3 separate regions of the Mus musculus genome follow, and regions 2 and 3 are each linked to region 1. The links are chromatin loops, found by intact Hi-C in ENCODE. Cell type or tissue: heart. All regions are shown on one strand. Each heading gives the region's core, and the rest is flanking DNA. Links, peaks and the distances in the headings are about the cores only.

Region 1 (5,333 bases), core at 237-5,236:
ATAGCCCTCAAGATCAATGTTCTTGAAGACTTGACCTGCATTGAACGGCAGATACACAACAGAGACAAAGGAATGAAAAAGTCCACTGACACCCACAGCCAGAGCCTGCAGTGTGGTGGGCACCAAGATGGAAATGTAGGTTATAGGGAGATAAGAATCCATATTGACACACACCTTGGAAATATATATAAAACCAATTTAAACTACAAGAGAAAGACCTATGACTCGCAGCAGAATATAACATTGGATTGTGAAGACTTATTAACACTTTCTGTCTACTAGGAATAATACATATTATTCTATTTTCCAATGCCCACACCCTCAGACATTTCTAAAGCCAAAAGAGGACGTGCTTCACTTATTGTTGGGGAGGAGGTAAATAAATAAGTAAATTCATATATTTCAAACAACCTGAAGCCATTTATGACTCGTGAGCCTTGCTTTCTCCATTGAGTGCTTACATTGTATGTCTGGCTACCACAAGAATCTGGGCTAAAAGAAAGCAAAATATACTAAATCCGGGTCTATAGTGTAGAAGGGAGATAGTCAACAAATACAACAAAGTCCGAGTTTAGACCAAAGTTTTAACAAAGACAATCTCAGTGTGAGATAATGACTGGTCCTTACACATTTCCCCCTTTCTCTAAGTGCATTTATAGTTGGAATCCATATAGAGAAAAATCGACATAGTGTGGGTCAACCAAACACCAACAAAAGGTCAACAGGACATTAGTAAGATGTTAGCAGAAGTAGACTAACCCTATACAAAGCATGTTACGTTGTTTCCTCTAGCAACGGCCTCAGATTGAGAAGTTCAAGATCTTACATTCCCAATGGCCTAAATTGAAAGTTTCTGGAATCAGGAAGAGAACAAATAAGACTGGGTGGCGCCAGGATCCTATAGCTTTCTAATGCACCGCTGGGCTGGACTGAACCTAAAACCAGCAAGGGCTGTTGGTAAAGATTCAGAAAGCAGACTGATGAGCAACTACAGCAGAGTTCCTGTGAGCAATCGGTGGATATCTGCAGCAGTAGATGGCCAGAGGAAATACATCTTCATAAAGAAAGTGACATTATGCTTGCCCAGCAGGAGCGATACCATGATCAAGAAGTTGACAATAAAAACTTAATAGTCAGCCCTATTGTCTGCTATTGAGAGAAGATATTTAAAACTGCCATATATTTGAATATTTTAGTATCTAGGGATGGGGATGAAGCTCATGATAGACCACTTGCCTAAGATGTGCCAACCCCTGGTTTCATGCCCAGATAGTGATAACAATGATAATAAAGATAATTTAGCCTCTTGATTTAATGGGCGTGTGTACGACTTCTCTTGAAAAGTGTACACAATGGCTCTTATGAGGAGAACACGGAGTACTCCAGAGTCGGAGAGGCGAGGAATTCCTACTTAATGTCTGCCTTTTGTTCTAAAACTTTTCTCCTACATTTTACATATCTGATGTTAGATGCATATCATGAGAAGTGGTGTCCGAATTAGAGTCAGGGAAGTACTGTGCTTTCCCCTGACTCCAAGACTGGGTTTGAAGGGCACAGCTGTACCTCACACACAGAGAAATTCCTGTCAGGGTACTGCAGTACCTTGCACAAAGAGAAAGTCCTGTCTGGAGACCATATGTAGTTTCTTCAGGATGGCACTGGGTACAGAGGACATTTGCACAGAATAGAAACTCCCATCTTACTGACCAATGCACTGTTTTGCTAAGGTGTCACATTTCACCACTACTGAGCAAGTGCCATAACCCCAAAGCCATCTGCCCTGCGAGGTGCCTCTTCCTCCGGGGAGCCAGAGGCAGCCACAGTCAGCTCTATGCACTAACAATGGAGCTCTTGTTATGGAACCAAATACTGGGAAAATTTTAATACCTCAGTTAAAATCTAGTAGTTGTTTTTTTTTTCTCCTTTTAATACAAGAAAAAAATCCTGCTAGATTTAGAGTGAGTCACACAATATAAACATTCAAATCCCTTTGGACTTCGAATGCCAAACAGCACTGAGTGGTTACGTTTCAAAAATCTGCATTCTAGAATGCCAGAACACATATGCTCAGCTCTCTGGTATTAAGTAACACTATAGTATTTCTTTAATACATACTATAAAGTAAACCATTCATAAATTCCAACCCGATGCCAGTTATGTTAAAATCCCAAGTACGTCATTTAATTCTCATGCATAATCCTGTTCCATTCTTTTAACCCACTAAGTGCAAAAAGAAGAAAAAGAAAAGGAAAGGGGAAAAACACAAAAAGAAAAAAGATCCAGAAGAAATATATTCAAATACACACACACACACACACACACACACACTCATATGTATTTACAAAAACACCTGCTTAATCGCTTAACAGATCTGGCTTCATTAAAAACACAGTAAATACAGTACTTGTATGAAATTCTCCAAAAATATTTTTAAAATTTTTATCAATTTGATAAAAAAAGAAAACAAAAATCTTTCAGTAATCCAAACCATCTCCAAGACATGTAAGATGAGATGAAGTTTGGGGGGGATGTTAAGTTGTACTTTAAACATCCACAAGTGTAAAGCTGCAAAAGTAATAACTGTACATCTGAATTTTCAGTTGTATTTTTGATGTCTATAATGATAAGGTTTCAACTCAAAAGAAAGTAACTACACAGCAAAGAAAGAAAAAAGAAAAAGAGAGGGGGGCGAGGGAGGGAGGGAGGGAGGGAGGAAGGAAGGAAGGAAGGAAAAAGAAAGAAAGAAGGAAAGAAAGAAAGAAAGAAAGAAAGAAAGAAAGAAAGAACGAGAGAGAGAGAAAGAAAGAAAGAAAGAAAGGAAGGAAGGAAGGAAGGAAGGAAGGAAGGAAGGAAGGAAGGAAGGAAGGAAGGAAGGAAGAAAGAAAAAGTAGACAGATTTGCATATGGCAGTCTTGTTAATACTTTCAGAGAGGGGGGTAGAAATTTTTTTTCATCTTTTCAAATATAAAAGAAAAAGAAATGCCTGTATATAGTAGAATCCTGTACAGGCAATAAAATTAACGAAGTGTGGCCAAGGGGGAAAAAAAGATTGCAGGCTGCTAAGCTGCTCATCAGCAGTGTCTTCAGCCTACGCGATCCTTCGGAGGCTCCTGCTGATGGTTACAGCAGCAACCATGGACGAGAACATTGCTGAACTAGGACCACTGTGAAACGGGCAGCTTGAGTGTGTTCCCCATTGTTCCTGTCACCCAAAAGCAAACAGGGATGGAAAAGCGCTAACTTCTAAGCAGGGACCGAGAGCAGCTGTGAGCATGCTCTGTTCTGTCCATGTCCGAGGAAAAGTCTTTGATCACACTGCCCCTCTCTGGTCAAAGAGGGAAAATTACGTTAGCCCTTGAAAAGCGTCCCTAAACATGTTAGACAAATTCACATCAAAGGCTCATCGATGCACAGTGGTGTTTCCCAAGAGATCAGAGCAGCTGAGCAATTTAGAACTTAGTTTGAAAGCTAAAGAAATCTATCGTTTACTCTTCTGATCAACATTTATGGGAGAAACACCACTGAGAGCCCTCTCGGGGTTGTGGAAACGTAAGTGCAAATTTTACAAATGTAAGTTTTAAAGACTGGTTAATTAGATGGTTTGCAATAATTCTGATGGGAAAACTCAGAAAGTGCTGTTAATAGCAAAACCTGAAACACCGAGCTGTCAATTTTATCACGATTTAGTTTAAAATAAAAACGGAATGTCATTAAATCTACTGTGCCTTAGACATCCAAAGAGCCTCAGCGCTGTTCAAGAGCAAGTCGGAGACACTCATGAATTCCCTGCCACCGTAACTGCCCATTTTAGATTTTTGTGTCTCTATTCTGTGTTCATTGTAAAACTAAAAATGGTAGTTGACATTGCTATTGACTGTGCCAGATATTCATACAGTCTTTCTTTCCACACAGTCATGCCTTCATACTTCTAACAGGACGACATATTAAGCACCACAATTGTCTCCATTTTACAGACAAGAAGAACAGAGAGGTTGGTTAGTAACTTCTTCCAAGTTGCACAGCTTTAGGGAGAGATAATTCTGAGATTCAAACTTGGGCTGTGTGACGTGAGCTCATGAGCCCTTGGAGCGAGCCTGTCCTGCACTGAGGAGATGAAGAAGCACTGAGGAGATGAAGAAGCACTGGGGAGATGAAGAAGCACTGAGGAGATGAAGAAGCACTGAGGAGATGAAGAAGCACTGGGGAGATGAAGAAGCACTGGGGAGATGAAGAAGCACTGGGGAGATGAAGAAGCACTGGGGAGATGAAGAAGCACTGGGGAGGTGAAGAAGCACTGAGGAGATGAAGAAGCACTGAAGAGATGAAGAAGCACTGAGGAGATGAAGAAGCACTGAGGAGATGAAGAAGCACTACACTTCTCACGCTCAGTGCATCCAGTGTGCTGAGATAAATGTGGCCACGTGGGTACCTCTGCTTGCTGCATCCTCGTGAAAATCAATAAGTTATGTGTTTATTAGGCAGGTGCCACTCCAGATAATAATAAGGATCAACACAAACAGATGCTAGACAAAAACAAGCACCAGCTACAGCTTTTCGTTTCATGTATGCTTTGAAAATACTTGATATTTGAGGTAAGTGGTAACTCTGTTTCCCCATAGCTATTATTTTTCTTAATTTGTTTACTGTTAGTGTTTATGGGTAAGTACATGCACAGTACACATGCGGTATAGCACATGTGTGGAAGTCTAAAAAGAACACTCCAGAATCATTTATCTTCTATCATGGGTTCCAGAAAGCCAACCCAGGTTACTCGGCTCCCTGGCAGCCATTTTCCTACTGTGTTATCTATGTCTCTCATAGGCTACTCTCTCCCATGAGTACTATTTTATATTAACTATATAACTCTTACATGCTTTTTTTTTAATAGCATCTACTACCTATTTTTCAGATTACCTGAATCCGTGTCTTCAGCTTCAACCCTTGTAACAAACACCCCTGGACTTTGGTTTTCTTTAACTGAAGTTTCATACAGAAGTTGCTTAAATGCTGGTGTCTCATCATTTACATCAAGGACAGTGATTGTCAGAGTCTGGGATGAAGAGCGTGCTGGCATGCCACCATCATGGGCCACGAGGGTCAGGATATGCTGAGTTTTCACTTCATAATCCAAAGGGCAGGCTATCCTCAGCAAGCCTGCTTTGAAAGAGAAGACACAGTGAGCTATGGATGTCATCTTAAGACTGCTTGCTTACTCTACCACAGCTTACATCGCTTTACTCAATTGAAAACTCAGTTCTCTTTGAAAGTGAGTGAATCATAAAAAAAGAGAAAGACATTTATTGAGCCAACTTCATATTCATATATTATCTACA
Region 2 (5,333 bases), core at 249-5,248, 480 kb before region 1:
GCTTACCTTCCTCTGTGGCCGGCAGGAGGTGGTCGCTACTAGCGAGGGGGATGCAGAGGTCGTTGTCCTGCGGGAAACGGTCGCACTCCAGCATGTCTGGCCAGGGGAAGCCGAAGGCGGACATGACCGGGGCGCAGCGGTCCTTCACCTGCACGCAGAGCGAGTGACACGGCTGGATGGTCTCATCTAGGTCGTCGAGACAGACAGGGGCGAAGAGCGAGCACAGGAACTTCTTGGTGTCCGGGTGGCACTGCTTCATGACCAGCGGAATCCAGGCGCCCGCCTGCTCCAGCACCTCCTTCATGGTCTCGTGGCCCAGCAGGTTGGGCAGCCGCATGTTCTGGTACTCGATGCCGTGGCACAGCTGCAGGTTGGCGGGGATGGGCTTGCAGTTGCTGCGCTTGTAGGAGAAGTCGGGCTGGCCGAAGAGGAAGAGCCCACGCGCCGAGCCCAGGCAGCAGTGCGAGGCGAGGACTAGCAGCAGCAGCGAGGCAGGGCCCCGCGGCATCGTGGACTAGCGACCCCCGGGGGGCGGAGGGAGCCGAGCGGGGGAAGCGAGAGGCGGCCGGAGCTCGAGCTCGTCCGGGACTCCCTCGCTCTGCTCGTGGGGGCTCTGGACAGCGGGCGGCGCGAACGCGCGAAGCCGGGCGCCGGGAGGTCGGCGCGGGCAAGGCACTGCAAGCCCGCGCGCAGCTCCGGGGGGCTCCGACCCGGGGGAGCAGAGTGAGCAGAGGCTGGGGCCCAGCCAGAGTTTTCTTGGCCTTTTTTATGCAAATCTGGAGGTGGAGGAGGGGGAGCAAGGGAGGAGCCAAACCGGAGTAATCCGAGGAGGCCGGTCACTACTTTCTGGGGCTGGCTGCGTTGAGAATGCCCCTCACGCGCTCGCTGGCAGGAAATTCGGGCTGCGCCCCCACCCCGAGGCAGCAGCCCCTGCGCGCGCGCTCTGGTGATTGCCTTGCAAGCAGACAAGCGCGGGCCACCCTGTCCCAGGGAGAGCGAGGGGAGAGCGAGGAGGAGGCAACGAAAGTCGAGGACACGCGTGGAGCCGGGCTAGCTGCCTTGCAGTCGGATCAGGGCTGGAACGCGTTTCACGCCCCGCGTGGCCTGCGCCCGTATCGATGTGCAGCAGCCTTTAAGTCTCAGCACTGCGTCCCTGTCCCCGAGTAACCATAAACCAGCAGTACTAGACTCTTTGTGGCCTGGGCTTTTTCCTCCCGGTTCTCCAGCCCAAGTTGAGCAGACTGGCTTGAGCAATGTGATTCCACAGCCTCACGACACATTCTGACTTATAAAATGGAATTGCAGCCATGCACGGAGTTGCTATTTTGCTGGGGTGTCTATAGGATTTTGTCACTGTGGAGGACTTGTCAGAGGCATCACGAATTTGCCCGCCATTTCTCCTCTTTGGAGGAGAAAATTTGACCTCTGAAGAGATGTCTATGCTTGAAGGCTGCACGGGCTCTAATACATAGGGGTTCAGGATTACCTCAGTATAGGCCACCAAAGCAATAAATGGGGCTTATGAGTACCAAGGTCAGAAGGTGGGCAGGAACGGGCAGAGACCTCTGTGGTCACAAGAGTTAGTCATGTCCTCAGCATAGTTGGCCCATTCATCCCCTAACAACCAGGGACGCCATCCTGGTCACCCATCCTGGTCACGCCATCCTGGTCACCCATCGGGCCATCCTCTGCTCTGTAGAACAGGGAACCTAATGTTAGGGTAAGTGGATTGTAAGGTGCCAGGCGGGGAAAGGAGTACAGAGAGACAGTTTGGACGTGCGCAGGGGGTGGGTTAAGGGGGGGGGTGTCTCTTCCCCAAACCTTCCCTTGTCTTAAGAGTCAGCCTCTCTTTAAGTGGGACCTTGCAAGTCCTGGGTAGTGACTTCCCCTCTTTGCCCCCCCCCCCCCCAACAATCCTCTTTCAAGTGTAAGGTGGACACATTGTTGCTGCTTCCTGGATTTAACAGCTGGGTTGGATGTTTGCTGCCTGATTTACATTTTCCATCCATCTGGATGGTGAGCTCAGGATTTAGGGGGTCAGCACATTTTGTGGTCCCGCAGTTTATGAGAGTTTAAGGAGTGACGAGAGGACGATAAAATGCTATTTCCTACCCACTTCTGGCCATAGTCGAAGCAGGTAAACACCCAGAGGGAGCCCGCAATGGGAGTCTTTAAAAGTCCAGCTCCATCTTTCCTGCTCTGCTGAAGGCCTGCCTGAGTGGAGCCGTTTCCATCCAATTGGCTCTAGACCTTCCCGTGTCTAGCTGAAGCAGCCAGAGGCTTAGACTTTCTCCCCAGGTAAAAACTAGTTTGAAAATAAACCACACAAATACAAAAAAGTTAAACCAAACAGCTACACAGGCTGAACGCTGAAATGGAATTCTAGTATTCTCAGGTATTCACTACTCGTGGCCCCAAAGTACATCCATGGGGTCACCTCCCGCCTGCCGATCCCCTGAGTGGAAGATCAAGAAGCCCACCACCAATTCGTCTAGTTTGAGTCACTCGCTTTTGTGTTTCGGAGTGCAGCGGGCTGCCCATGCGCCTGGCGCACTACCGCGGGCCTAGGCATTGTTTGGGGAGCCTGCGTCTGTCTCGCTCGCCAGGAGGGGTCGCCCGAAGTCTTACGGGAGTCTCCAGTAACACCGGGCTCAAGCTCTCGCTTCTGCCCGCTTGCTTGCCCGGGTCGTCAGAAACATAGCTTGTTGTCGCAGACCGTTCCAACATCAGTACCACTCGGCCTGGACTCAAGCTCAAGCTCCATCTTCCTCTCCATCTAGAGTCGTGCACCCTCCTTTCGTCCATCATCAGCCAATTGCATGCTTGTGTGACAGGCGTGTCCGCGCGGCAAGCCCGCTGCTGGGGAGCAGGGCAGTAGCCTTCCTCAGAGGGTAGACCACTCACTGTCTGTGTGTGAAGCACAGCTCAAGGACACTCTGTGGTTATCCCCACCGGGTTCCCGTGTGGGTTTATGTAGCCCAGAGGAGAGAACTCCCGGGCAAAGCAAGCACTTGGAGTGCTTGGGTTCGCCTAGGCTCTTCTGCGCTTCCTGTAGGTTCCCAGGTACACAGGTTTCCTATCAAAAGTCGCAAGCCTTTGCCTCTGAGAGTCCATGTCGAGCCTCCTCTCAATTCCCTGTGAAGGGAAGTTCCTAGTTAGTAAACAGTGCGATTCACAGTGCCAGGCCCTCCTATTCTGCTTAGAGGATGCTTCTCATAGTACCGGACCCTTCCCTCAGTCCCACCCCCATCCCAGCACCCAGCCAACAACGTCCTACTCAAATGCTGCAGGCCCAAAGAGCCTCCACATCTGTCTTTTGGTGGTCTTGCCTTTCCATCTGGTGCTTTCTGTCTTTAAGGGGCATTGATGAATCTTGAGGGACACAGAAAGCTGCCCTAGTCTCTCTGCTGCTTGGTTAACCCTTTGCTGGCTGCTAGATTTCTGGAGAGGCGAGCCCTTTGCTCTCAAGCTAAGATGCTTAGGGGGATCTCCAACGTCTGGAGCTTGCTAATCCCAGTTCTGCCCAGCATCCAAGGAGGTCGCAGGGCAGCCTGGGTGCCAGGAGAGCAAGCTTCCTCCTGCACTCTGGAATGGTGTCCTGAAAGCACACAGAAGCCCAGCAAAGGTCTCAAAGCAAGAAAGCCTAGAAGCACAACACGCATGTGTAGTTTCTTAATTTCTCCGATGATGCAGCTTTGGCTGCCCAGGGGGCAAACTTGAAATGGAGATTCATTTTTCACGCTCTCCCCGGAAGTGTTCACATCACTGGCCTGTACTTCCTTTAGAGGGGAAAATGTGGGTGCTAGGTGTCCACTTTCCTGGTTAACACGCAGGGCCTGGGTCAAAGGAAGGGGAGTTTCTGCTCTAAGGCTGTTTTGAAGTCAAGATTTGTAGTCTAGAGCAGCACATAGTAGGGCATCCCCTAACCCCTAGGAAGAGGACCCAGCAACCACCCGACCAATGTCATCTTGTCTTTAGAAATCCTCACTGCCACCCAGCAAGTGGCCGTGATCATTATCCTTAACCACCCCCTGCCTCCCCACTCCACATTTATTTATGGGGGTTGTAGGGCCACAACATTCCTGTGGAGATCAGAGGACAACTTTAGGGGTTTGGTTCTCTCCTTGCACCCATGGACCCCCAAGATAAAACTCATATGGTCAGGTCTGGTGGCAAGCAAACTTACCTGCTGAACTGTTTCGCTGGTCCCTTGATTGTTACACTTTTTTTTTTCCATAATCATAAGGAAATTGAGGCACAAAGGATTTAAGTAACTGAACCATGTCACACAGAGATCTAGCTGCCTGCCTTTGGGTCCTGTTCTTTTGGTTGCCTCCAGAAGTGTTATTACTTGACTTTTATCCACAGACTTTCCAGGGGTGAGGGTTGTCTTCTCCAGTGTACCGAATCTTCCAGGCCTGGTAAGGCTGCCCGGTACCAGGGCCACTACTTTCTCCAGTATTCGCTGCAGCCATCTGGGGGCGCCATTTCCCAAACGAGAGGTTGTCTCTAGTACAAGGAGAGCTGCTCTCCCTCACCAGTGGAAACTGAGATCTTTTACATTCTTACCGGTTGCTCAAGAGGATGGCCTTTGGCCCTCGGAGGAGCAACGACTTCATTTCTTAGGCTCCTCTTCGTCCTGTCACTAGTGGGTCCCCATGCCAGGGGAAGCTACCTTCCTGCGCAGGCGCAGGGAGGACCGGTGCCCACGCCTGGAGGTGCGAGGAACTCTGAGCACAGAGACCAGGTGCTTTGTATTTCCACTTTAAGAATTGGCTAGAGTGAGGGCGAATACTATGCTAACAACTGAACGGAGCTGTTGCTCTTTAAGATGTTAAGGGCCTCAGAGCCATCCAACCTGGAAAAACCAGCCAAGGGACCAGACCAGGAACCCAAGGGACCAGGCCAGGAAAGTTTGCTGCCTGGTGGAGGTCTACTAGGGTGGGGATTAGACCCAGCATCTAGTTTTTGCCATGGGGAACTTGGGCAGCAGTCAGGGGTGTGTGAGGCGATGATCCCTTAGAGACAAAGCCAGCTGAGTTATCCTGTGTCTGACTTGATGGCTACCTCCCCACCAGAAGGAGCCTGTCTGGGAAGAACGATAATTGCCAGGATCTCAGTAAGCCATGTGTTTGGCAGATTCCGTCCACCTGTGGAGGCCTGCCCCCTCTCTGTCCCAAGTACATCGAACTTGCTCGTTGACAAAGGCCAAGAAGTCAATGAATGGATACTTTGGAAGCTCTGTAATAAATGGGAAATGAAGTAGAGACCGCTCAGTGGTTAAGAGCACTTGCTGCTCTTGTTGAGGAGCTGGGGCGGTTGCCAGCATCCAC
Region 3 (5,333 bases), core at 249-5,248, 310 kb before region 1:
CAAAGCCGGCTACTTTGTCTGTTTGGTTCTTCATTGTACTCCAGGCGTTTTTAAAAGAATGTGCCACAGAAAAGATGCACAATAAAAGCCCTTTGGAGTGAATTCACACTGCATTTGTGCTTTCTTTGTAATTTAGGGGAGTTTTTTTTTTATTGTTTTATGACTTTGGGAGAACTTTATGTCGAAGAATGTCCAGCATGCTTTTATGTTGTATCTACTTAAATGGGATGCAGAGAAGTGAACAAGATTCCAGCCGTGTTAGTTTTCATTGATGTACACCCTGCCCTGGTTTACCCAATGTTGTAATGGCTTAGATGTGGTCCTGATGCAAGGTCACAGTGAGGTGTCTGCTACAGAAGAGGAAGATAGAGAAGATAAGAAAAAAGGGCAAAAATGAGAGAGTTTGGAACTGAGGTCAAGATGATGAACTTCAGGTGGCTCTGACAACAGTGAGTTGAAACTGGTCCTTGAAACCCTGTGCACCTTGAATTGTCAACACAAACTTATTAGGGAAGAAAGGCCTTGAGGGCCTGGAAAGATGATGTAAGCGAGGTTGTTCTGCAAGCCTAAGAATCTGAGTTCAAATCTTCAGAACTCGAGAAGTTAGGTGTGGCCCTGTGCATGCTTTTAATCTCAGGTGCCGTTGAGGCTGGAGGGAGACAGGAGGATTGCTGGGACTTGCTGCCTACCAGCAAGGCTCCAAGTTTAGTGAGAGACCCTGTCTCATGGGTAGAAAAGAGAGATAGAGCAGGGCACTCAACATTCTAAATCATCTTAGATCAGGATGGCCCTGAATCTATGGAGTGCTGTCTTTCTGAGAATGGAAAAGAAGACAACACAGCGCCTCAGCGGGGAAGGCCATGTGTAGAAGGAATAGACTGGAGGACTGCATTCACGAGCCAAGAAACCCAAGACTGAGGGCAGTGTCTTGAAGCGAATCCCCTTGAGAGTCTCCAGAAGGAGTCGGGCATGCTGATGCTTTGATTTCAGTGTCTGGCCTCCAGCTTTGCCAGAGGAGACATATCTGTTGGTTTCAAGCCCTTAGTCTGTGGCTGGATTTCACAACCATAGGAAATAAATGCAGATAAACAGCAGGCTGCTTCAGACCCCCAAGAGAGTGACCTTCACTTGTGGATAGATGCTCTCTCTCTCTCTCTCTCTCTCCCTCTCTCTCTCTCTCTCTCTCTCTCTCTCTCTCTCCCTCCTGCTCACCCCCCTCGTCCTCCTCCTTCTTTGAGTGTGTGTGTGTGTGTGTGTATCTGTGTCTGTGTCCTAAATGGACTAACATCCTAGAAAATAAAGTCAACACAAAGACGCTAGAAAGCCACAGTATACCAATGGTGTCAGATCTCACAAAATACATTCCAAACACTAGGCCTTGTTTCTTCTCTCCAGGTCATTGGTCACCACCACATGCCTGCCCTCTTTCCCACTGAACACACATGCAGCATGTGTTCGTGTGCTGTACAGGGTCTGCTTACAGTGCCTTCTAAAAGTGCCAATGAGCTGACGCCTTAAGGAAGTTTCTCCAAATTGTTGCAAACACTCGAAGCCAATGCTAGATTGAGTACTAGTCACTCACTGGCTGACAGGATCCTCTGTCCCTAGCCTTGCTCGTGGCCAAGGTCCATGTACTGTCCCACAGTTGTGGGTACTCTTCTGTGAAGAAGGGGCACTTTTTAATGCAGCTGCCCAGAAGTTAACGATGGAAAGGAATGTATTTTCTCCTAAAATATAATTTAAAAAATCTCAATTTAAAAATATGTCCAAATATGCACAGAATACGTAAAATACCAAATAGTCACTCGGTAAGGGTAGTGTTTGTGGAGGTTTATTCCTGGTGGAAGATTCGTAAATCAGTTCAGCATGGACTCTCACAGTCTCCTCTTGAGAGACCTATGCATTCTTCCCCTGTCACAATGGTTAGAAAAGGTTCTTTATATTCCTCATCCCAACTTAAGCCTTGGGTTGAGAAACACTAGCGTTTTCATGTGTTTAAGTCCGAGTGGCCTCTGAAGGGTGGAGTGGCATATTACTTTTCATTTCAGCCATTCAAAAGAATTAGTTTTGCAGAAGAGCATTTGTTCTTGCAATAAACTGAACTAGACCTACTTATGCACTTGAGAGAAAAAAAAAAAGATCGAAAGAATGCAGAAGAGCCAGGAATCTGTCAGCTCAATAATAGTGGTTGACCAAGTTCTGGCATTGAATTTGGAGTTTTGTGAAGGGCTCATGGACTTTGGGACCAGAGCTGAGTCTTATAAGAAGCAAGTCTGGCATGCAAAAGCTCTCAGCCTGGTGGTGGCGCCGTGTGCTCTGTGTCTAGGTCCAGGGGCTTTCAGCTCTGAGCTTCAATCACCACTTGGGTTGGTTTCAGAGGTCACAGTGCTTGCTTTTCTTCCAGGGTAAATGCAAACTGTCTTACAACGAGCCAGTCCTCTGTAGAGGACCAGCATCCTGCAGGCTTCTTAAGGAAACTTCTTTAAGTTGAGAGTTCATTGATTTAAAATGGTAAACTAGGTTTTCAGTGGATTGGTAAGGTTGCTACTTGGCCAGCATTCGTGTCTCAGCCATGGGTAAGATGGGACTTTGCTGTGATATTTTCATGTTTTGTTCATATACACTGAGGCCCTGTGTGGTAGACATGAAAGACTTGGGAGGTATGTCTACATAGGCTCAGATCCTATGTTCTATCACTTCCCAGCAGTAATGACCTTAGGAAAGAGATTTTCTGCACAATATGGAGGTCCCTTTTCCAAAATTCTTGAGATCAGAAGTTATTCAGGATTTTTTTTTGGGGGGGGGGCGGAATACTGGGATGTTTGAACAGGGTTTACTGGTTAAATTTGCTATCTCAAAAATTTTTTTTGTTTGTTTAATTAAAGTCTAAAATTCTCCCAAATCCAGAAGTTTCTGGCACCAGATGTTGGACTTTGTGTGCAGGAGTGCTCCATGTGTGCCTGACTCTCTTCCCCTTCAGCTAACTAAAGCATCTGAAGAGAGGGTGCATGGGGCCAAGGGAATAATGTGACTTGCACATGTCACAGGACCTAGGTCTCGGAAGGCTCAAGCCTCGATGTCTGCTAAGTTCCACTCGTGGATCCTCGCATGCTGAGATCTCACTTCTGTTTTAGATTCAGTTAAGACTTGTTTCAATTGTAAGTACCGGGGGTCCTGAATATTAAACAACTCAAGCAAGGTAGCGGTTTCTTTCTAGGAGAAGGATGACGCAGTATAGCAAAGATCATCTTTTGCTCCTGAGTCTTCGATGACTTGGGCAAGTCTTGAAGCTTTCTTATTTCAAGTTCCTCAGGTTCTCTCACATCTGCCCTAGCTCCAACCAGAAGAAGAGTCAGCATGTCCCTGTTCTTGTTAGCAAGGATAAAGAAACGATAAAGGAAAAAAGGTAAGCAAAGCTTTCCCCAACACATTAAAGTACTCTCATGCTCTCCTTGCTAGCTAAGACGGGGGCACGGCGCTACTTGTAGCTGCAGGATGGGCTGGTGTGTGCTCAGCTGACAGCTGAGGTCTGGGTTCCTGTGGAAGATGAGGGTGTGATGTCCAGCCACAGACCCTGTTACTTGTGTCTAGTTACTATTGTCTGTATAGATGTTTTCCACTCTGTGGCCATACCTAGTGGACGTCCTCCTGAGCAGAATCTCCTGGGGGAAGCCTGCAGTGCTTCCTCACTGCCACTGTGGGAGACTGGCCTGAAAGTCAGTTTCCATGTCCTTTATTCCTCTCCCCTCTCACGCATTCGTGTTTTGGGTTCTCTTATACCCCCTTCCCCCTCAATAAGTCTGCAAAATGACATGGACATATGTCGTTTTGCTTTACCCAGGGTCTTTAAAAATTGATTAATTAAAACTTTTAATTAATTATTAATACAATATAAGTCAGAGCCAAGAAATCAAAATGATAAAAGAAATATTTATTGAAAACACTTCTTTCTTTGGGGTCCTTGTGGCCAGATGTACCTATAGGACTTCAGTTATCTATCTTTAATTTCCTTTGCTTTGGGTTTCTGTCATGGCAGCAGCCAGAAATCTGAAAAAATACACACATTTCATTCAAAATGTACAAGAAGCCGGGCTCTAGATCTAGAAATATCACAATGTAACTGACATGGCGTCTCATTTGCCATTGCTATGATGAAGGCTTTCTCAAGGCTGGCTACCTGGGAATTGTCAAGCTTTTCATCAGAATAGAAGGCAAAGCATTAAAAAACAAAACAAAACAAAACAAACTACTGTGCATATAAAAATATATACAATTGATTATTGGCAAATAGCTACAGGCAGGAAAATGCTGTTATATACAGTTGGCATCCAGTATAGATTATGTTTCCACATTTAAATGGGCTCTCAAAGGTAATAACGTATGGCTCACTGTTACTCCAGAGTTGATCAGGATGCCAAGTGCATTTTAAAAACTATTCCCAGAGTGAGCCGGCAGTTGATTACAGCACAGGATGGGGTTGTCTTACTAGCTGATTTGCTAGTAATCAGGAGTTGAGGTTCAAAGGAAAGTGTCGGTTAAGAAAATAATTGTGTTCTAAAAACTTCATCCTGTTTTGAACTTAAGCACACATCCATGGAGATGGTGGAAATACTCTGACAGCTGTTGGTATTGAAAATGACTTCTAAAAGGGTTAGGCTTGATTCATAAGTGCCTCTGCCCTGTCTTTGTCCACATCTCAGTGCATGCTTTGCTCACCTCTCCTCCTTTTCTCTTCTTGCTTTATTCCTCCCAAGTTCCCTTTCAGAATCTCTCGGTTGGAACCTAGGGTAGAGCCAAATGCTGGTATACATCCTAAGCACATCGTATAGGTTCTGAATTGGTTCTGAATTGGGTGTCTCTAGTTCTGGACAACTGGTTCATGTTGTGGGTGCATGTGAGGCAAGCGGACATCCGTGCTCCGTCAGCTCCTCAGTCAGCTCCTAGGACCATTGTGTGGCCACCTGAGAGTATCAGCAATGGTCTTGGCAGGTGCTAGGATCTAGTGGATGGAAAGAACTCTGTGCTTAGGAGCTGGAGTCTTGTCCTCAGCTCTGTGTGGTCTTGGGCAGATCCTGTATGTTCTCTGACATCTTTTCCCTCATCTATTAAGTGGCAAACTTGGACTATGCAATGGCTAATTCCTTTCCATTTCCAATGTTCATGATTCAGAAGACTCAATTTGTTCCAAGGCACATACAATCCCACTTAATGAAGGCTGGATTACGATAGAATTCCTCTCCACACTTGTAAAAGGAAAAAAAAAAGATACTTTGTTTGGAGTTGGAGGAACAGAATGGGTACTGCCTTTGGTGAAATTCCAGCTTTGGGAGTTT

What was found. A loop is a pair of places that touch in the nucleus more often than their neighbours do. Peaks named below come from ENCODE experiments on the same cell type or tissue, not always from the same donor. Only the 100,000 strongest peaks of a DNase experiment are listed, where the experiment ranks them.
Region 2: a loop joins it to region 1, with 9 times the contacts of the local background. A loop is called at or near these places in 17 of 42 quality-filtered maps.
Region 3: a loop joins it to region 1, with 11 times the contacts of the local background. A loop is called at or near these places in 4 of 42 quality-filtered maps.

What each region holds. Positions count from the first base shown.
Region 1 is chr3:83,285,025-83,290,357 of GRCm38, reverse strand. It overlaps Dchs2 (dachsous cadherin related 2), which reads right to left. Exons shown (of 20, transcript NM_001357165.2): 10 at 4,915-5,154. Among named protein-coding and RNA genes, the nearest start is that of Gm10710, 160 kb to the right of the region's middle. In heart, for the core only: a CTCF peak has its summit at 3,323; no DNase peak of the experiment used is centred there; H3K4me3 peaks cover 420 bases; H3K27ac peaks cover 220 bases; H3K27me3 peaks cover 351 bases.
Region 2 is chr3:83,761,717-83,767,049 of GRCm38, reverse strand. It overlaps Sfrp2 (secreted frizzled-related protein 2), which reads right to left and starts at 729. Exons shown (of 3, transcript NM_009144.2): 1 at 7-729. The coding sequence starts at 508. In heart, for the core only: a CTCF peak has its summit at 2,613 (motif pointing right); DNase peaks (open chromatin) are centred at 859 and 2,609; H3K4me3 peaks cover 2,488 bases; H3K27ac peaks cover 2,346 bases; H3K27me3 peaks cover 3,571 bases.
Region 3 is chr3:83,598,642-83,603,974 of GRCm38, reverse strand. Gm40076 (a long non-coding RNA gene) reads left to right here and starts at 2,888. Exons shown (of 3, transcript XR_867381.1): 1 at 2,888-3,406. In heart, for the core only: a CTCF peak has its summit at 2,300; no DNase peak of the experiment used is centred there.